2 separate regions of the Homo sapiens genome follow, and region 2 is linked to region 1. The links are chromatin loops, found by intact Hi-C in ENCODE. Cell type or tissue: Caco-2. All regions are shown on one strand. Each heading gives the region's core, and the rest is flanking DNA. Links, peaks and the distances in the headings are about the cores only. Region 1 overlaps XPR1 (xenotropic and polytropic retrovirus receptor 1). Region 2 overlaps XPR1 (xenotropic and polytropic retrovirus receptor 1).

Evidence for each region. Hi-C counts contacts between places; a loop is a spot of excess contacts. Peaks named below come from ENCODE experiments on the same cell type or tissue, not always from the same donor. Only the 100,000 strongest peaks of a DNase experiment are listed, where the experiment ranks them.
Region 2: it touches region 1 in a loop (10-fold over the local background); 3 of 110 quality-filtered maps call a loop at or near these places.

The regions. Positions count from the first base shown.
Region 1 is chr1:180,721,479-180,732,493 of GRCh38, reverse strand. The region is part of intron 2 of XPR1 (xenotropic and polytropic retrovirus receptor 1); the gene reads right to left. Among named protein-coding and RNA genes, the nearest start is that of XPR1, 95 kb to the right of the region's middle. In Caco-2, for the core only: no CTCF peak of the experiment used is centred there; a DNase peak (open chromatin) is centred at 4,523.
Region 2 is chr1:180,636,085-180,647,099 of GRCh38, reverse strand. The region is part of intron 1 of XPR1 (xenotropic and polytropic retrovirus receptor 1); the gene reads right to left. Among named protein-coding and RNA genes, the nearest start is that of XPR1, 9.6 kb to the right of the region's middle. In Caco-2, for the core only: no CTCF peak of the experiment used is centred there; a DNase peak (open chromatin) is centred at 6,519.

The sequences.
Region 1 (11,015 bases), core at 1,272-9,271:
TAGTTTCACACCAGTATTTCATGAAGATCTACTTCTGGAATATTCAATTAAAGGCCACCTTAAAATTATGAGAATATTATCTAATACAAAACAGTAATAAAAAATACATGAGCTTCTGAAAAATCTTACTAGGAGTTACGCATATTAAGATAAAAATAACCATGAGAAAATGTATCAAATTCATAGTAAAAGGGAAAATTTTAATCATCAAGACCCAGAAAGTTATTTTTACTTGATGTATTGAAAAAAATGTCTTACTTCAGAAAGCATTTTATTTTACTTCTTTTTTTTTTTTTTTTTTGAGATGGAGTCTCACTTTGTCACCCAGGCTAGAGTGCAGTGGCGCAATCTCAACTCACTGCAACCTCCGCCTCCAGAGTTCAAGCAATTCTCCTGCCTCAGGCTCCCGAGTAGCTGGGATTAGAGGCACACGTGACCACGCCTGGCTAATTTTTGTATTTTTAGTAGAGGCGGGGCTTTGCCCTGTTGGCCAGGCTGGTCTTGAACTCCTGACCTCAGGTGATCTGCCCACCTTGGTCTCCCAAAGTGCTGGGATTACAGGCATGAGCCACCACGCCCAGCCTAGAAAGGCATTTCAAAAGGCATTTTAAAAACCCGTAAAAGCTCTAGATCTGTGCTGTCCAATACAACAGCCACTAGCTACATGAATACCTGAAATGTGGCAGCCAGTTCAAATTGAGATGTGCTTTAAGAATTAAAAACACAGCAGATTTTGAAGACAGCATAAAAATGTAAACTATCTCATTGATAATTTTTATATTGATTATGTGTTAAAATGATCATACTTTGGATATGAGTTAAATAAAATAGTATTAAATTTAATTTCACCTTGCTTCTGAAACCAGCCCAATACTCCCACAGACTGTTCTTTTGGATGGACATAGAAATTAACCCTTCTGCTGTTAAAGCTTGACACTTGTATTTGTTTTATCTGAGTTCCTCAGGAAAGGACTTTCAGGTCTCTCAAAAAAAGGTATCAAAGAACTGAAACTCACCAGATCACAGCACCATAGGCCTCCTTGTCACTCCCTAGTTCTTGTTTTCTTACATATTGTTACATTTTTTCCCTGCTATATAAACCCCTTGTTTTAGTCAGTCAGGGAGATGGATTTGAGACTGAGCTTCCATCCCCTCGGCCGCAGCACCTGATTAAAGCCTTCTTCCTTAGCAATACTTTTATTAGTGATTAGCTTTCTGTGTGGCAAGCAGCAGGACCTAGACCAAACCTCTGGTGTTTCGGTAACACTTCTTTTTATTTTTAAAAGTCTACCTACAGAAAATTTTAAACTGCATATGTGGTTCACATTGTATTTCTATTGAATGGTGCAGATCGACACCAATAATTCTAAACTAGGCACTAGTAAAATGGTATATCATAACCACTTTAATTATCTGAATAACCTAATATATTAATACAATGTAACAAATTCTAGAGTAATGAATGAAGTGTTACAGATGCAGGGAACAGAGAATCACCTGAATACACAAAGATTCACCAAAGCAAGGATATTTGCAATGAATTTTTAAAGAAGAAAGTTTTTGATCCAGGAGGCCAAGGGAGGAGGATCGCTTGAGCCCAGGAGTTCAAGACCAGCCTAGGTAACACAGCAAGACCTCATCTCTACAAAAAATAAAAAAAAAAATTAGCTGGGCATGGTGGTGAACACTTATGGTCCTAGCTATGCAGGAGGCTGAGGGGGGAGGATCACTTGAGCATGGATGTCAAGGCTGCTGTGAGCTGTGATTGTGCCACTGCACTCCAGCCTAAGCAACGGAGTGAGACCCTATCTAAAAAACAAACAAAAAAAGAAATAACACAGTGGGGGAAAAATTTGCCAAAAGGAGAAGGGCTTAATACGCAAATGCAAGTAGCTGTGATAGAGCCTGGCTGCCAGACTCTGGCACATTCAGGAAATGGTGGAAACTTTAAGTATGGAATATAGGGGGAAAATTATTCATGTAAATCTTAACACCTCTTCTAAACAGTAAGCTTAATGGAGGCAGAATTTGTGTCATATATATTTCATGTGTAGAATACACAGTTTCAATAAATATTTGCTAATATACTGATAAACAAATTCATCATAAAGGTTTCTCTATAAATCCTTCTTTTGGAAAATGAAAGTCAAGAACTTGAAACTTAGAGGCATCCTATTACCTAACTTCAAACTATACAATGAGGCTACAGTAAACAAAACAGCATGGTACTGGTACAAAAGCAGACACAGAGATCAATGGAAGAGAATAGAGAGCCCAGAAATAAAGCTGCACACCTACACTCTCTGATCTTTGACAAAGTTGACAAAAACAAGCAATGGGGAAAGGATTCCCTATTCAATAAATGGTGCTAGGATAACTGGGTAGCCATACGCAGAAGACTGAAACTGGACTCCTTCCTAACACCATATATAAAATCAACTCAAGATGTATTGCAGACTTATATGTAAAACCTAAAACAATAAAACCCCTGGGAGATAACCTAGGAAATACCATTCTGGACATAGACCCCGGCAAAGATTTCATGCTGAAGGTGCCAAAAGCAATTGCAACAAAATCAAACACTGCCAAATGGGACTTAAACTAAGAGCTTCTGCACAGCAGAAGAAAATATAAACAGAGTAAATAACTTAGAGAATGGGAGAAAATATTTGCAAACTATGCATCCAACCAAAGTCTAATATCCAGAATCTATAAGGAACTTAAATTCACAAGCAAAAAACAAATAATCCCATTAAAAAGTGGGCAAAGGACATGAACAGACACTTTACAAAAGAAGATATACACATGGCCAACAAGTATATGAAAAAATACTCAACATTACCACTCATTAGAGAAATGCAAATGAAAACCACAATGAGATACCATCTCACACCAGTCAGCATGGCATTATTAAAAAGTCAAAAAATAAAAGATGCTGGCGAGGTTGAGGACAAAAGGGAACACATAAACTGCTGGTGGGAATGTAGATTAGTTCAACTATTGTGGAAAGTAGTTCAGTGTTTTCTTAAAGAACTTAAAACAGAACTACCATTTGACCCAGAACTATCATTCCCACTATTGGGAATGACCCAGAACTACCGTTGCCACTTAAAACAGAACTATCATTCTCACTATTGAGTATACACCCAAAGGAATATAAAATGTTTTACCATAAAGACAAATGCACACATATGTTAATCGCAGTACTATTCACAACAGCGAAGACAGGGAATCAACCTAAATGCCCATCAATGGTATACTGGATTTTAAAAATGTGATACATATAACACCATGGAATACTATCCAGCCATGAAAAGTAATGAGATCATGTCCTTTGCAGGAACATAGCTGGAGCTAGAGGCCATTATCCTAAGCAAACTAACACAGGAACAAAAAACCAAATACCTCATGTTCTCATTTATAAGCAGGAGCTAAACATTCAGCACACATGGACACAAAGAAAACAACAAACACTGGGGCCTACTTGAGGGTGGAGGGTGGCAGGAGAGTGGGGACCAAAAAACTGCTATCATATACTTTGCTTATTACCTGGCTGATGAAATAATCTGTACACTAAACCCCTATGACACATATCACAAGCCTGTACATGTATCTCTGAACCTAAACATTCCACAAAAAAAACCTGAAAATTAATTTAACAATTATTGTAATTCCTAATTTTGGCATTCCATGTTTCTAAGAAATTAGGGAAACAATGTGAAGTCTGATATGAGGCCATTTGTATTCGAATCCAGGTTTTGTTCTCACAAGCTTTGGAATACTGAGCAAGTCAACTAAGGTCTCTGAGCTTCCATTACCTCACCTGTAAAATAATGACATACAGCAATGCTTCTCAAACTCTAATGTGCATATATGACTTATCGAGTGATGCCTAAAGTTTTAGCAGCCTCTGGGAGCTTATTTGAAATACAGAATCTTAGGAACCACCTGAGAATTAGTTAATCGGAATATGCGCTTTAACAAGATCCAAGATGATACATCTGTCCAATTAAGTCTGAAAAGTACTGACTTTGAGGATAAATATCACCTATGATCTTGTTTCCGGCAGTTCCTCTAAGTAATTGCATTTTCCTTTCAAGTCTTTATAGCTGGCTGGTATCAGTTTGTGGTATCCTCTCTCACTGCCCACAGCTTGTAGCCCCATCAACATAGTTTTCATTACTACCCCCCCCCCCAGTTATAAACAACTCCTTTTTCTCACTACCGCCATATACCAGTGTTACTTTTTCATTCATATTTTCTGTCTCCAAGACTTTTTCCTAAATCATCCATATCTTTTAAAACACCTTAATTTTCTTTAAAATTGCTCCTGAATACATATTAAATGTAAATCCTTTTGCTTTACAGAAAGACTGGTGATATCAGAGGCGTGTGAACCAGAGCAACTCCATCTTGAATAAGGGCTGGGTAAAATGAGACTGAAACCTACTGGGCTGCATTCCCAGATGGTTAAGCATTCTAAGTCACAGGATAAGATAGGAGGTTGACACAAGATACTGGCATAAAGACCTTGCTGATAAAACAGGTTGCAGTAAAGAAGCCGACCAAAATCAAGATGACGATGAAAGTGACCTCTGGTCATCCTTACTGCTACACTCCCACCAGCACCATGACAGTTTACAAATGCCATAGAAACATCAAGAAGTTACCTTATCTGGTCTAAAAAAGAGGAGGCATGAATAATCCACCCCTTGTTTAGCACATAATCAAGAAATAACCATAAAAATGGGCAACCAGCAGCCCTTGAGTATGCTCTTGTCTATGGAGCAGCCATTCCTTCATTCCTTTACTTTCTTTCGTTTTTTGTTGGTTTGGTTGGTTGGTTTTTGAGATGGAGTTTCACTCTTGCCACCCAGGCTGCAGTGCAATGGTGCGATCTCGGCTCACTGCAACCTCTGCCTCCTGGGTTCAAGTGATTCTCCCGTCTCAGCCTCCCAAGTAGCTGGCATTACAGGCATCTGCCACCACGCCTGGCTAATTCTTGCATTTCTAGTAGAGGCAGGGTTTCACCATGTTGGCCAGGCTGGTCTCGAACTCCTGACCTCAGGTGATCTGCCCGCCTCGGCCTCCCAAAGTGCTGGATTACAAGCGTGACATTCCTTTATTATATTAATAAACTTGCTTTCACTTTGCTCTATGGACTTGCCTCACATTCTTTCTTGCGCAAGATCCAAGAACCTTCTCTTAAGGTCTGGATCAGGACCCCTTTCTGGTAACAGTTACAATATAACCGCTTCAGGCATCCTATATCCCACTTACATTGTATTATTTCTTGTTCTTCATCATATTAGAGATTAAAGCATACGGCCAAGCCAGGCGCGGTGGCTCACGCCTGTAATCCCAGCACTTTGGGAGGCTGAGGCAGGCAGATCACGAGGTCAGGAGATAGAGACCATGGTGAAACCCCGTCTCTACTAAAAACACAAAAAAATTAGCGGGGCGCAGTGGTGGGCGCCTGTAGTCCCAGCTACTCGGGAGGCTGAGGCAGGAGAACGGCGTGAACCCAGGAGGCGGAGCTTGCAGTGAGCCGACAACGCGCCACTGCACTCCAGCCTAGGCGCCAAAGCGAGACTCCATCTCAAAAAAAAAAAAAAGAAAGAAAACATACATTTAAAAATATTCACCTATCAACTTAAACAAAAATAAATCCATTACATGTTAACATAAATGACTCTATTTTACAAAAATAAGTATTCCCTCTACCTCCCTCCAAAATGGTGAGAAGAGTGGCATTATTTTACATTTGTACAAATCTCTCTGATGTCTGGGTTAATAGAAGCTGGATTCTCACATCTGCTTCTGCTAGCCTCTGGAAAACTCCACTTTATACATGTAAGAAAATGAGAGTGAAAAAGGCAAATAAAGTCTTAGTATTATTATGTAAACAGTTTTCAGTCTCAGGGACCCCAAGAGGGGTGAATGGATAACACTTTGATAACTGCTGGCTTATAAGAAACAGAACTGTGTCCGGAGTTTCCGCAGCTGGTTCCTTCCAGTGGGTTCTTGGTCTTGCTGACTCCAAGAATGAAGCCGCAGACCTTCGAAGTGAGTGTTACAGCTCTTAAAGGTGGTAGGGACCCAAAGAGTGAGCAGCAGCAAGATTTATTGTGAAGAGAGAAAGAACAAAGCTTCCACAGCATGGAAGGGGACCCAAGCAGGTTGCGCTGCTGGCTGGGGTGGCCAGCTTTTATTCCCTTATTTGTCCCCACCCACGTCCTGATGATTGGTCCATTTTACAAAGTGCTGACTGGTCCATTTTATAGAGTGCTGATTGGTGCATTTACAAACCTTTAGCTAGACACATAGCGCTGATTGGTGTTTTTTTACAGAGGGCTGATTCGTGCATTTACAATCCTTTAGCTAGACACAGAGCGCTGATTGGCGTGTTTACACTCCTCTAGCTAGACAGAAAAGTTCTCCAAGTCCCCACTCAACCCAGGAAGTCCAGCTGGCTTCACCTCTCAGAACCACTAACATTTGAGTACTTTATGCCAAGCATTATGCTAAACATTTAACATACATTATCTCATTTAATTCTCATAATAATTTGAAGTAGATACTATCAGGGCCATGTCATAGTTGAGGGCACTAAGGTTCAAAGAGTACAAAACTTGCTTAAGGGCACATAGCAATTAAGGAGTGGGGCCAGGATTTCAATCCAGGTTTTCTGACACTGAAGCCCACACTTGGAGCTACTTTGCAGTATCCCCTCTTAAAGCAAGAGATGCCAGGGGAAATTCAGATTTACTTACAACAAAAGTGTTAAAATGAGAGATAGTATATCTAGGTAAGTTCAATGAGACTTCGGTGAATTTGTTCTTATTCAGTAAAATCAGTTTAAGCAGTTACTATGTGTAGTCTTTTGCAAGAGAATGCAAAAATATGTTTCTCTTTAATTAGCTTATAATTCAGCTGAGGGAAGCAAAGCCAAACAGTGAAGGATAAAAAATAATTAAGTACAACAATACTAGAAAGGTTTGGAAGTCATAAAAGATTAATGGATAGAGATGGGGCTTTTTTATTCATGTCAGGGTGATAGTGCAATAGTGTTCACCTACCACTAAATCACTCCACATCCTTTTTTTCCCCCAAATTTTTACCCTTTACTCCCTGTCCCTATACTCTCTCAGTGTCCTTCATCAGGAAGATTAGTCAGATCTTCAAAAAAAATTCACACTATCTTACTGGTTCTCCAACTTTTGAGTCCTTAAAAATAACATTTAAAATGCACATTATTCCAGGATGTATCCACTAAAATGATGCTACAATAAATCTTGGGTATGGTTAAGATTTTTAACCAGAATCTCCAGATGCCTCACAGATTACCCTTTGAGAAAGGGAAGCCTCAGTATTGCTAACTTACACTTTGAATGTGTACGATACCTTTAGGGATCCTTACTCAGTACCACCTATAGACTTTGTTATTGTTTATAACCATGAATAAAGTTAAGGTCTGAAATGTTCAATCCTTGTTTCACCATGGAGGTTCATTCTATGCTATGGTATGAGTTTTATGGCGACGGGTTTGTGGAAACAAAAAATTGCAGCACTTCTTAGAATCAAAAATATATTCTCCATACCACCACATTTTAACTATGTTTCTGTTACCAATGATGTATACATCTTATAATATTTACAAATTAATATTAAATTGATAACTGAGGAAATATTAAAGCAGATATTACCTCTCAATACAATGACTTTTTCATTGACTGAAGGCATCTTTCTTGCTCAGCATATCAAGTGTTATTAGTTCTAGCTAAATAACGTTTATCTGGTCATTGTTGTGCTTCAATGAGTGGCAACACGTGGAAAAGAAACCATATATATTTAACTCCTTAAAATGAATTTGTTGTTTAATTATCAATTTCTTACTTAACATTTTGCCAACTTTAGCCCCTTACACCCACAAACCCTTACTTAACTTTATAGGCAGTTTACATTACGACTTTTCCAAGTCCCAGGCACTTTTGCCTCTGTAAGTCACTTCCTCCATTTAAAAATACTGTATATTAAAAATTATATTTTACAACTTCATTAATATGAAGACAAATATAATTCAGGCTGGATTCATTATTCATTACTATTATACTCATTTTTTCTCCTGTAAAAATTAATTAAAATTAAAGTGAATTTTATGGGCTGCTATAAATAGCATCGGCCCAAGGCACTGTGCTTACTGTGCTTAATGGGTAAGTTGGCCCTGCTTCAAGGCCCTGCTCAAAGGTCACCTCCTCTAGATATTCTTTGATATCCCAAACTCACCTCAAGTCAGTATGCCACCTTTTTATTCTGACAGCACTTGATTCTCTTTTCTTTTAGAACATGTGTCTCACATTAGATAAGTATTCTAATCTATTCTCTCCCCTATAGGACCATAGCTTACTCATTTTTTTGACTACCTTCTCATCTCCAGAAATTGGGATGTAATTCTGGTTTTTTATTAAACTAAGTATTAACATATTCAGAAGAGTATTTAATTTACTCTTCTCTCCATCTTTGTTTGCAAAAAGAAAGGTAAAAATATGAACTGTAAGAACAGAAAAGACTGAAAAGCACTAATGGTCATATACAACATCCAAAAAGAAAGGTTTTCAACCATGTGACACAATAATGAAACGGCCAAATATCTCAAGAGGCAAGCTAACTGCTTCTCCTGGTAAATGATGTATCTGGATGACCCTAGAATGAATTGTTAATTCAATATAATAAAAAATATGATGGAGAATTTTAAAATTAAGATGGCTCTGGATCACCAGGGCATAACAGATAAAGGACAGAGAGGAGGTTCCAGAAGAGTTGAAGACAGGTAAGGGAAGAGAAAAGGAAGAGACTATTTTATTATCAATATCTTTCTGAATGGGACTATATTATGTCATCTAGTCTCTAACCAGATGGGAAGCATTTTCTCAAGAGGCAGGGGCTCTCAAAAAGGAATAAAATGAAAGTAGTTCCTGCTATAAGGAAGAAAGCAGTTCTTTATGTAGAGTTTTACTAGAGAAAACTGCTAACATATATAGATTGACTGAAAGAATTTCATTTGATGCTTTGATTTGGTACCTTTTATGGCAAAAAAGGCCCTGGTATAATAATTGGAGTATATAACTTTGACGTTACCTACATAATTAATATAACAATAGTTGTAAATCTCAAAAATATGTGCACATGCTAAATTTCAGAAGTATTTTAAGTTGTAAAGTTTCTGTTATGCAGTATTGCTAATGGTTACTTTATAACTTTAATTTTTAAAATATAAAATGTAATATAGAAAGTTTCAGCAATGTATGAATGCTCCAATTTTCTACAGGGTTTGACTCCCTAGAACACTTCTATCAAACAAAGCCGAAACGGGGAGGACAGAGAGATATTTGTAAGTTGTATGCTCTGTAAGAAGATACAAAAATGGTCTTTAAAATTTTTCAATGACAAAGCTATGTGGTTTATCGGTAACCCCAAATCTCTGAAAAATTCCTAATATATAGTGGACACCTGCTGCATTAACATACAAAATTAAAGACGATGTTCTCTACTCACCCACATAATTATTTTGCTCTTTTAATTACAAAAAGTGATAAAATGAAATGCATTCATATTAAAGGTCTTGGGGGACAAATAATTCCACTGATCTGTGTAAACATACCACCTGTCCAAAACACACTAGTCTATAAATAATCATGCTCTTCCCAGTCCCCAAAATGGAAACATCATTTCAGAAGGAAAGCAAAGCAAGAGAGACAACTGTATCAAGCTAAAAAACAGCCTGAACTCTATTTTAAGACCAGTGTTTTGATGATCATTTAGTTTTCTTAGGCAAGATTTTTCAAAAGGACAGTCAAATCAAGGTTAATAACTATAAATTAACTTATCAGATAAAAACAAAACTGATAAAATAACATTTGTATTCAACTAAGTTTCATTATATGTCAGATCATTTTACACCACAGGCCAATATGAAATGCACAGTCTCATTTCTCAACTAATTTCTACAATTTCACTTAGTCTTGTCTTAAAATGAAAGTTCTAAATAAAATCAAAACATATAACTGAGTGTGTATGTTAATTTAAAGTAACATTTTAAGGGCCGGGCGCGGTGGCTCATGTCTGTAATCCCAGCACTTTGGGAGGCCAAGGCGGGTAGATCACGAGGTCAGGAGTTCAAGACCAGCCTGACCAAGATGGCGAAACCCTGTCACTACTAAAAATACAAAAATTAGCCGGGTGTGGTGGCGGGCTCCTGTAATCCCAGCTACTTGGGAGGCTCACTGCAGCCTTGACCTCCCAGGCTCAAGCCATCCTCCCATCTCAGCCTCTAGAGTAACTGGGAATACAGGCACACACCACCACACATGACTAATTTTTTTTTTCTATTTTTTGTAGACACGAAGTTTCACCACCTTGCCCAGGATGGTTTTCAACTCCTGAGCTCAAGCAATTCGCCAACCTCAGCCTCTCAAAGTGGTGGGATTACAGGCAGGAGCCACCAAGCCTGGCCTTACGTACATCTTTTGACTCTCCAAAAACTTAACTACTAATACCCTTCTGCTGACCAGAAGCCTTAGTAGTAACATAAACAGTCGATTAACACATATTTTGTATGTTTCATGTATTATATACTGTATTCTTACAATAAAATAAGCTAGAGAAAAGAAAGTCGTAAGAAAAATATATTTACTATTAATTAAGTGGAAGTGGTTACTATAAAAATCTTTATCCTCAATGACTTCACATTGAATATGCTGAGGAAAAGGAGGAAGAGTAAAATGGGAGGTTGGTCTTGCCATCTCAAGGGTGGCAGAGGTGAAAGGAAATCCAATATAAGTAGACCTGCACAGATCACATCTATGTTGCTCAAGGGTCAACTGTATAACAAAATGTAAATTTTAGAAAGACATGTTTTACATATAGTAGGACAATGACTTTCAAACCATGAACCACATAGCCAGGAGTAAAATGACGGTTTCAATCCTGGCTCAAATCCAAGGCAGGTACAATTT
Region 2 (11,015 bases), core at 1,562-9,561, 86 kb after region 1:
CCTTATGAGAATCTAATGCCTAATGATCTGAGGTGGAGCTGAGGCAGTGATGCTAGTGCTGTGAAGCAGCTGCAATTACAGATTAACATTAGCAGAGTGGTTTGACTGCACAGAGACCATAATAAATCAATTGCTTACAAACTCTTATCAAAACCCTACCAGTGAGTGGTAAGTGACAATTAAGCTGCATCTTGTGGTAGGCTTTATAGTAGAAAGAGGATTGATGTACATCAATTGTACAGCTGCATCTGGTGGCAGGCTTTAAGTCAGAATCCAACACTTATTTCAGTCCATGCATGGCCCACCCATTATTTTATTTACTACTTCCACCCACGCCTCTTTCCTGCACTGCGCATTTGTCTCGGTCACAGTTTCGGTAAGCCCACAAGCTAACCCTAGCCAAAATGAGTAAAAAACAAATGTGAGCAGAGAGCTTCTTTGAATAGGGGAAAAGACCCAATGATGAGACAGCAGAGGGTTCTAAGACTGCCAAAAAAAAGAAAGCTGCATTTAAAAGAAAATACCAAGGCTCCTACTTAAATAATAGGTTCATTGCAACAGGTGATTCATATTCTCCAAGCCAGCTTTGTATATGTGGCGACCAGCTATCCAAGAAAGCCATGAAACCTTCAAAACTACTTCATCACCTGGAGACCAAGCACCCTACATTAAAAGACAAGTCTTTTTCGAAAGAAAAAAAAAAACATGAACATGAAGAACAGAAGCAGTTATTGAAAGCCACCACTTCATCAATGTGTCTGCACTGAGAGCATCATTCTTAGTGGCTAACCACACTGATAAAGCTAAGAAGCCCTTTACTATTGGTGAAGAGTTGATCGTGTCTGCTGCTAAGGACGTTTGTCATGACCTTTACGGAGAGGCTGCAGTTCAAAAGGTGGCATGTGTTCCTCTTTTGGCTTGCACTGTAACTAGACAAATGGATGAAACAGCAGAGGATACAGAGGCACAATTGTTAGCATTAATGGGAACCGTGGTATGGAATCCAGGTTGACAAGTCTACCGACGTTAACAACAAGGTAACAATACTTGTTTTTGTGTTACATGTTTTCAGGAGAATATACATAAGGATATATTATGTGCACTTTTGTTGCCAACCAACACCACAGCTGCAGAACTATTCAAGTTTTTGAATCATTAAATATCAGGAAAACTGAATTGGTCATTTTATGTTGGTATATGCATGGACAGAGCAGCTGCCATGACTAGACGGCTTTCTGGTTTCACTGCTCGGGTCAAAGAGGTCACTTCCAAATGTTGAGTCTATGTACTGTGTCATCCACAGAGAAATGCTGGCTAGCTGAAAAATGTCACCTGAACAATATTTTGCAAGATGTGACTAAAATTATTAACATTAAAGTACATGCCCTTAACTCACATCTGTTTGCACAGCTCTGTGAGGAGATGGATGCAGAGCACACACATCTTCTCTTAGTGAGAGGGCTTTCTAAAGGTAGATCACTGGCCAGAGTTCTTTAGTTACAAGAGCCGCTCCAGAGATTTCAGAAAAGCAGTCACCACTAGCAGCATATTTCTGTGACACAGAATGGGTCGCAAAACTTAACTTGTGTGACACATTCAACCTGCTCAACAAACTCAATCTGTCACTTCGGGAGAGATGGACAACTGTGATCAAGTCGGCAGATAAAGTGGCTGCATTCAAAGCCAAACTGGAATTATGGGAGCGACAAGTGAACACTGAGATTTCTGACATGTTTCAAACATTAGCAGAGATTTTGAAAGAGACTGAGCCAGGGCCTTCTTTCTCCCAGCTGGTGCATGATCACCTATCTCAGCTTTCCAAAGAATTTAAGCATTACCTCCCAACTACAAAAGACCCCCAAACTGGGAAAGAATGGATCCGCAATCTATTTGTGAATAAACCAGGTGAACTGGCTTTGTCCATGCTAGAAGAGCAACTGCTTGAGATCACAAATGACGGTGGACTTAAAAGTGTGTCTGAGACAACTTCAAATTTCCACACATTCTGGATTCAAGTCAAGGCAGAATGTCCTGAGATTATCACAAAAGCACTGAAAAGCCTGCTTCCATTTCCAACTTCCTATCTTTGTGAAGCAGGTTTTCTGCAATGACAGCAACCAAAACCAGATTACGGAGTAGACTGAACATAAGCAACACACTTTGTGTGTCACTGTCTCCCCTCAGCCCCAGATGGGACCATCTAGTTGCAGGAAAACAAGCGCTGCTTCCCACTGATTCTACATTATGTTGAGTTCTATAATTATTTCATTATATACTACAATGTAAATATAATAAAAATAAAGTGCACAATAAACGTAACACGCTTGAATCATCCCAAAACCACTCCCCCTCCCCCTGGTATGTGGAAAAACTGTCTTCCACAAAACCGGTCCCTGGTGCCAAAAAGGTTGGGAACCACTGGCCTGTAACATATAGGTTAGGTGTTTTACATACATACTATCTCAACATCGTAATTACTGAGAAAGATATTTCCACTGTTTTACAGGTAGAATCTAAGGCTCAGAGAGGTCCTTACATCTAATAAATAATGAGATCCAAATTCAAATTAGTCTGTTGGAATCCAACTAAACTCTAAACTTCACATACAATAGATGAGAAGATAGATGCAAAGTTAAAAAAAAAAGTCACAGACCAGTATCAGTAGTATTAACGTTATCTTAAAAAAAAAAAAAAAGTAAATCAGAAGAGGGAGAGCCAACATTAAAAGTATAGGAAAAGGAAAGTCTCAAAACAACGGCAGCACATATAAGCATAATCCAGGAAGAAGACACCCCTACCCGAGGACCTGACCCATTTAAACACTGTGGGACACTGGCCTAACAGCATTAAATAAATGCATCATTAACTCTCTCTTTCTAATTATAGTATATAATCAGCCAGCCACCTTCTAGTAATTATGTATCTCCCTTCACAGCTTGGTGACAGGAAAAACGTATTTTAGCCTAGAATGTGAACATTAGGTACATTTCTCGTTGTAAATTAGTAATTTGCCACCCAGATGTTTACACATCACTCCCATGTGAGCTTAATATCATTCAATCAATCACTTAGTTATATACTATTGCCCAAGCCCCATCAATCCAGAGTTATGGAAAAGACCAAATTCTGATGAGAACCTGGGCCACACCGAATTCATCAGAGTAAAGACATTCTAAGAGGCTTCTTGGCAGCCAGTCAAATGGTGTTCCCAAGCAACACAGTGACCTCAAATGCACCTTCTACTTGAACTCCATCAGCATTTATTTATCCCTTCAGTGAAAGTCCTAATAGTTCTACCAAATTTCAAATCCACTCTTCTTCTTCAACCCTCTTCCTATCTCAGTGGAACCACAGAGCATCCACAGTGATAAAAAAATGGAATCTGAAGTAAGGCAGACCTAGGTTCATTATCTTAACTCCACCATTAACTAGCTGTTTGACTTTGGACAATTACTTAAATATGAGACTCTATTTTCTTATAAAATGGGCTAAACACCTATGTCAACAGGCTTGCTGTAAGGATCACATGAGATAATTCATTCAACAAATATGTGAGTTGCTAAATGTGACAAACACACTGTGCTAGATGATGGACACTGACAAGTATCTACTACTCTGTCTGACAAATAGTAGGCATTCAGTGAATGTTATGCTATTACTGTTGTATTTCATCAAATCTAGAACGCCACTAATAACAACATACACCATTATTTTATGTGCTTCTAAGAATGGAAAAATGTCTGCCAATTAAACTATGGCATAGCATTAATTATAAGACATACCCTGATTTCAGATGTTAAAATGTGAAAAAAAGCACATATTAAGATTGACTAAATAAGGTATTAATTCAAGCCTTCATTATCCTTGGCTATGCTGTTTGGTTTTCCTGTCTTTGGTCTTGCACTCTCCAAAGTATCCTCCAAGATCTAGATTACACACCTCACTTTGAACTAACCCCTCTCCCAATCTCTTCTTTAAAATCCTTAATGCTTCATACCAGGAAAATGTTTAAACTTCTTAGAATGGTATTACACACCCTTCAGTCTTTCATCCCTCCCAGCTCACCTTCCCAACTTCACTTTACCAGCTCTTCAACATATCTAACTAAACCAGATTGCATTAACTATGTTTGGATACTTCCACTCATCTTTGTCTCTGTTCTCTATTACTCTAACTCCTAGATTTCCCCAGGTGCCCTTTCCCCTCTTCACTATGTGTTAACATCATACTCAATCTCTAGTACCCATTTCAAACACCACCTCTGCAGATCCTTCCAAGATAAACGTCTTTACACTCTAGAGCAAAATCAATTGGTCATTCCTCTATAACATAATCACAGTACATACTGTGATCAGGAGACCACCCAAATTAAGAACTCCTCTAAGGCAGGAACTAAGTCTTACTTATTATATTACCTGACAGCATAATACCAAGTTAAGAATTCAGTGTCTGAAATATCTGTGTCATACCTGTGTCTGAATTCTGGTTCTAACACTCCCTAGCTACATGACCTTGGGCAATCTATTTCATCTCAGACTCAGTATCTTCTTATAATGGGGATAACAAAACCTACCTTAGAAGGTAAGGATTAAATGTAAAATGCCTGGCACACTAGAGCACTCAACAAACATGAGCTGTTGTTATTATCCTCATTATTGTTTTATTATTTTTTTAAAAAAAAAGAAAGGGGACAGTCATGTATACTTAGTAAACTGGTTTCATTCATATTCTTATCTTCTCTACCCATATATGCTCTGACTTTGGCTTGGCAATTTGGGTTACAGGTAAAGGATACACTCTTCATGTACAGGCAACACATGTAACCTGTGCTAACATTAAAATGTTACAGAGGAACGAGGCCAATTCATTTCTAAACCTTCCTGAGTCTTGCTTTCATTGTTACCTGACCCCTCAAGCCTCAGCATAATTCCTCGGTCCTATCTCCTCACTCAAGATAGGTTTCCACTTGTGACCATAACTAAATAGGGCAATGCCGAACTTTCTTGTTGTTGGGTAAATAATAACATCATTAATTTACCCAGTCTTTTAATTGGCATTTGCAAGAACTATTTCAGGTTGTTAATGGAATCTAATGGATTAGATACAGATAAATGTATTAATGCAGAGTATCTGAGTAATCATTAACAAGAACATTTAAATCCCTACTGACTCTTACAAAGAAACTTCATTCTTAAAATTTCAAAGCAATGTTTATACAGCAATGATAAGCCTTAACAAGATACAGCAGTAAGCAGAAGGCCAATATTCTTATATCAGGCTCTGCTATTAGCTAGTCATGAGACTCTGACCAGGTATCTTGGCATCTCTGCTCTCAATTTATTCATTTGTAAAACAGAGGGGTTGAGAAGGTCTCTTTCAACTCTAAAAAAGATTAAAAATTAAATTTTCACTAGAAAATTGAAAAGAACTAAAATCAGATACCCACTAAAAACTCAAGCAACTCACTTAAGCCATTCAGACATACTTAATAACACATGCAAATTTCACCTCAATTCTAAAAACAAATATACAGACACAGTCTATAACTGAGATGAACACAAGTTACAAGAGAACTAACTTACCTCACAGCCACATAATTGTTCTCACCTGGTTTTCTTACTCTGTACAAAAAGGTTAAGAGTGATTTATTAAGAAAAATATTAGCAAAAAATCAACAAAGCCATTTTCCATGAAAACCTAAACTGGACAAACCTGGAGGAACAAGCTTTGAGTCTCACTTTCCCAGTCAAAAATAATATTAGCCAAACATTATTTAGTATTGTTGAGCTCTGCAGAAGAAATAATTTTAATAGGAAATTTATTGCTGTTACTATGTGCCAGGTATTGTTCTAAACACTTTTCATATTTTTAACTCATTTAATCCTCACAACAATCCTGTAAGTACTATTATTATCCCTGTTTTACAGATGAGGAAACTGAAGCACAAAAAGGTTAACTGACTTGCCTGAAGTCACTCAACTAGTATGTTGGTGGAGCTGGAATATAAACTTAGGTAGACTGGCTTCAGAGTTTTTTTCTATGTGTTATTAATATACTAGCATATTATATAAACTAATGAGCAATAAAATGAATCAGGGTGATTGTGTTAACTCAGCTACAAACAAAACCATATAACCTGAATCACTTAACCTCTTTTCCCATTTGGGTAAAAAAGGAAGTTGAGCTAAATAAGCTTAAAAGTTCCTTACAAGTCTAACATTCCATGATTTATGATCCAGAAGCCAAACACCAAAACTGTAGCACAGCAAACAGCTGTCCACTTTTGTCCTCCTCTTTTTACCCTTATCACCTTATCTCCTTACCTTTTTCTTCTGATTTATCTTCGTAAGTTCCTTTATTTACCAGCTGGCTGTCCAGTAATAGTTACACTGATAACCTTGAGGGAAATATAATTTAACAGAGGTGAACACTATCCTACAGACCACACTCTACTATCTCCAAACTATGCAGACTAAGACCTGGGACTAAAAATAGACCCGCCATTACTTCACTGGGCTGTAGAAAGGTCAGCGGTGCCTAAGAACAGGTCAGACCAGGCCTAAATGTATGCATGTTTAAGTGGATGGATTTATTCATTTTTCATAAAACAGTACGCCATAGAAATTAAGAGCATGGGCTCTTACAATCTCCACAATTAGCTATCCACAATTACTATCAACATAATCAGTTACCTAATGGCTCCGAGATTCAGTCTCCACCATCTAGAAACGGAGCTAACAACCTACGCTATAAGAGGTGTTTTTAAAGAACTTACCACAGTGCCTGATACAGTAAGCGCTCAAAAAATAACAGCTGCTGTTATTGCCACTACTACCACCACTGCTGTTATTTACAATTTCCATATAAAAGCAACAGCTCCACAGTCTGATTTGATTTAATTTCAAATTCTGGTTCCATTTACTTACTAAGTATAGAGCCTTAAGCAAATTACTGATCTCTCTAAGCCTGGGTTTCCTCATCAGTAAAATGGAGATAATAAATCATCTATCTTACAAAACTACTGTGAACATTGAGATAACATATGTAAAACAGCTGACACCTGGTTCCTAACTGCTCAATAAATGTTAATTCCTTTCTCCTTAATGACAAGCTTACCACACTTCTGCTAATTCAATTTAAAGAAAGGAGAGTAGAATTAGGGATCACATGAGATCCAGGGAAGCCAACTTTCTTTTCTCTATTGTCCTTGCTGTAGGGCAGATACCAGACACTCCTCACCCAGGGAACTCCTTTATCCTCTTCCATGTTTGATAAGACTAGAGAACCTTTTTTCAGGCTATCTTCAAACTTCTAATACAGTATATGTATCGATGTACACTGGAATCCTCAATAACTGTTAAGAGTTTCAAGTGGTCCTGAAACCAAAAAGTTTGAGAGCCACTACTCTAAGGTATAAAAAAAGCCCACAAAGCACATGGATTACCCTATGAATTACGACTTTAACAAATTTAGCCTAGATAAGTAACTCACATAAAAATAACCTAAAAACTTCTCACTTTTCTCTATGATTAAATTTCAGTCCTTGAAAAAAATCACTTGTTCACTAGTTATTTACGAATAGTCAATGATAGAACTGGATTTTAGGATTTATATCTGGTTTCTGGTCCAAGGTCTTTCTAATACAGCAGGTCATCCTCAATTAATAAAAGATGACTATGTTTTCTTAATCAATATATTAAGCCTCTTGTTATAGAGATTATGAAAATTTTAAGTTATGTTTACAGTAGATTAATTATATTTTCCTTTGACTCCCTAGCAAATAAACAATTTTTAAAGGGTGTTTTTTTTTTTCAGACAGTGTCTCACTCTGTCACCCAGGCTGGAGTGCAGTGGTGCTATCTCAGCTCACTGCAACCTCCGCCTCCTGGGTTCAAGCAAGTCTTGTGCCTCAGCCTCCCAAGTAGCAGGCACACGCCACCACACCCAGCTAATTTTTGTATTTTTAGTAGAAATGGGGTTTCACCATGTTGGCCAGGCTGGTCTCGAACTCCTGATCTCAGGCGATCTGCCTGCCTTGGCCTCCCAAAGTACTGGGATTACAGGTGTGAGCCACCATGCCCAGCCTAATTTTTAAAACATTTTCTGATCAGTCCCTATACATACCACACTTGCTTGGTGATGGGAAGAAATAGGTGACTAAATATCAGTCTGAGTAAACAACTAAGACTTTAAAGGAATATAACTTAAGTTACAAAAGTAATCCAAATTTATACAGAAGTATAAAGTAGTACAAGATTTATTTGTATTACAAAAGTAATACAAATTTATACAAAAGTAATACAAATTTATATCCATGTTCCAAGTCCTCAATCTTCAGTCTTCCCTTTCTACACCACTTTTTAATTTTAAAAATACTATGTTGACTGAAATACAAAACCAAATACACACATACACACAAATTTGGGGTGTGTGTGTTTTGGTTTTTTTCTGTTATTTTTAAGGTACTGAAAGCTAGCATTTAATGACAAATCAGCCTATAGCAAAGGAAGACTTCTATAAATTTGTGGAATGAACGAATGATTTGTAAGGTATTTGTTCATGAGCTTTCTCTGCTGGCTTCTTTTAGCATTTACTAGATAAGGAAAGACCTGAAAAGGCAAATACACTGGGCAAGAACCCTGGTGAAGTCTGACACTCTCTCATTCCCAAAGGCCACCTCAATACCAGGCAACCCACAAACCAGCTGTGGTTAATCTGTACAAGTTGGGCAAAGTCTTCCAAACTTTTATTATGTCAAATCCCTATTTAAAAAAAGTTTTATTATGTATCTCCAATATATGCATATTTATTTATTAATTATACCCATCTGTATCTGTGTACAATGTAAAACAAAATTGTTTAAAATAGAAGTTTTAAAAAGATGACACAAGGATGAAATAATTTCTACCTTTCATTTATGAACAGTACAAAAATATTTTTGATCTAAGAAATTATCAATAACAATGCTTTGAGAGAACATAACTGAAAAGTTTCATTTTTTTAATCTTCATTAAAAAAACAAAAAAGTTTTTTAAATAAATAAAACCTTCATTTAACATTTTATGATACAGTGTTTCAAAGGTCCAGTTCAAAGTTCAGGATTCATTTGATTTTGAAACTTAATTAATGGCTATAAACTGAAAAAACAGACCTTACAAAGGCAGAATACTCATAATATATACACTTACAGTCAAGTTCATTGTGACTGACAGTAGATGTAAAACCTTACTTCAAAGAGTTAGCTTAGGCCAGGAGTGGTGGCTCATGCCTGTAATCCCAGCACTTTGGGAGGCTGAGGCAGGCGGATCACGTGAGAACAGTAGTTCGAGACCAGCCTGGCCAACATGGTGAAGCCCTGTCTCTACTAAAAATACAAAAATTAGCTGGATGTAGTTGCGCGCGCCTGTAATGCCAGCTACTTGGGAAGCTGAGGCACAAGAATGGCTTGAACCTGGGAGACGGAGGTTGTAGTGAGCTGAGATCAGGCCACTGCACTCCAGCCTGGGTGACAGAGCAAGACTCCGTCTCAGGAAAAAGAAAAAAGAATTAGCTTAATAATTTTTAAATTTTTGGCGAACTTCTTGTCAAGTCTACTAAAGTGTTATTGTTTTTATCTGTAATTTGGCTGCCAAAAAGCTAGTACTAGAAGGAGAAACCTCAGCTCTGTTGTCATTTTCTTGTTGTTCACTTGTGCTTGCATTATTGGTATTACTGTTATGGAATCTTTACAGGAGTCTTTTTAAGACATGTCTATTTCCTAGCGGTTGATTTGGCTAAAACTAGATAATAATTTATAGATTCATTTAATTATGCACCCATAACTGGATTAATGATTATCTGCCAAAGCGAACAAACAAGTGAAAAAGCCACTGGCAATCCTTCTGTTTTCTTCAGTATACCTGTGCATGACCTCCTTAGCAGGGGTACTGCATCAATCCATTTATTAAATACTAGTAAAATTGTATTTCTTCCTTTTCTTATGCATAAAAATAAGTAAAATTAACAGTTCTGTCTTCCCTTACTTTTCCTTTTTTTTTTTTTTTTTTTTTGAGATGAAGTCTTACTCTGTTGCCAGGCTGGAGTGCAGTGGCACAATCTCAGCTCACTGCAACCTCCGCCTCCCCGGTTCAATCGATTCTCCTGCCTCAGTCTCCCGCGTAGGTGGGACTACAGGCATGCACCACCACACTCAGCTAATTTTTGTATTTTTAGTAGAGATGGGGTTTCACCATGTTGGCCAGAATGGTCTCAATCTCTTGACCTCAAGTGATCCGCCTGCCTCGGCCTCCCAAAGTGCTGGGATTACAGGCGTGAGCCACCGTGTCCAGCCCCCTTACTTTTCTAATACTGTCTTCTCTTTACTCCATGGGAGTTTTGGGCACACTCCTTTGGGGCCTACAACTCAAATATACCTGAAATCCTTACCCAGCACAACTCAATCATTCTCTTAAATGCTTCCCAGATTAGGACTGAATTTGAAGCTAGGACTAAGTTTCCATGGTCACCCCAGGTCAAATAAGATTCTTAGGTTCTTATGATCTGGGCCTTCACCCAAAAGCTGATCCAAAACCAACCTTCAGGATAAACGGACAAGTATAATCTTTCCAGCATACTCACGCTGACACACTTAAAGATGATAAAGAATAGTTATAGCTTCCTGTCTTTACAACATTCATTCACTCACTTAAGAAACATTTGTAAATGCCAACCATCTCATTGACGCAATCATTTACAAGTGTTATCTTAAACACACTATACTATACTTTGATTTACAAAAGTGTCTGAAAGAAAAAGTGTGGTTTGTGCCCCATCGGGTGGCCAAACTGGATATTTCAAACAAGTTGCAGCAACTCAAGTTAAACCTACCTAATCAACATAATACCTTTGGGAAACTGAAGCCTGTAACACAAGTGTTCCCATGGGAGAGTTCTATAAATGAAAATCGTTAATAATGTTATGGTAATGTCTCCTTATACCTGAATATAATGGAAGTGTAGTTCATGCAGAACCTCTCC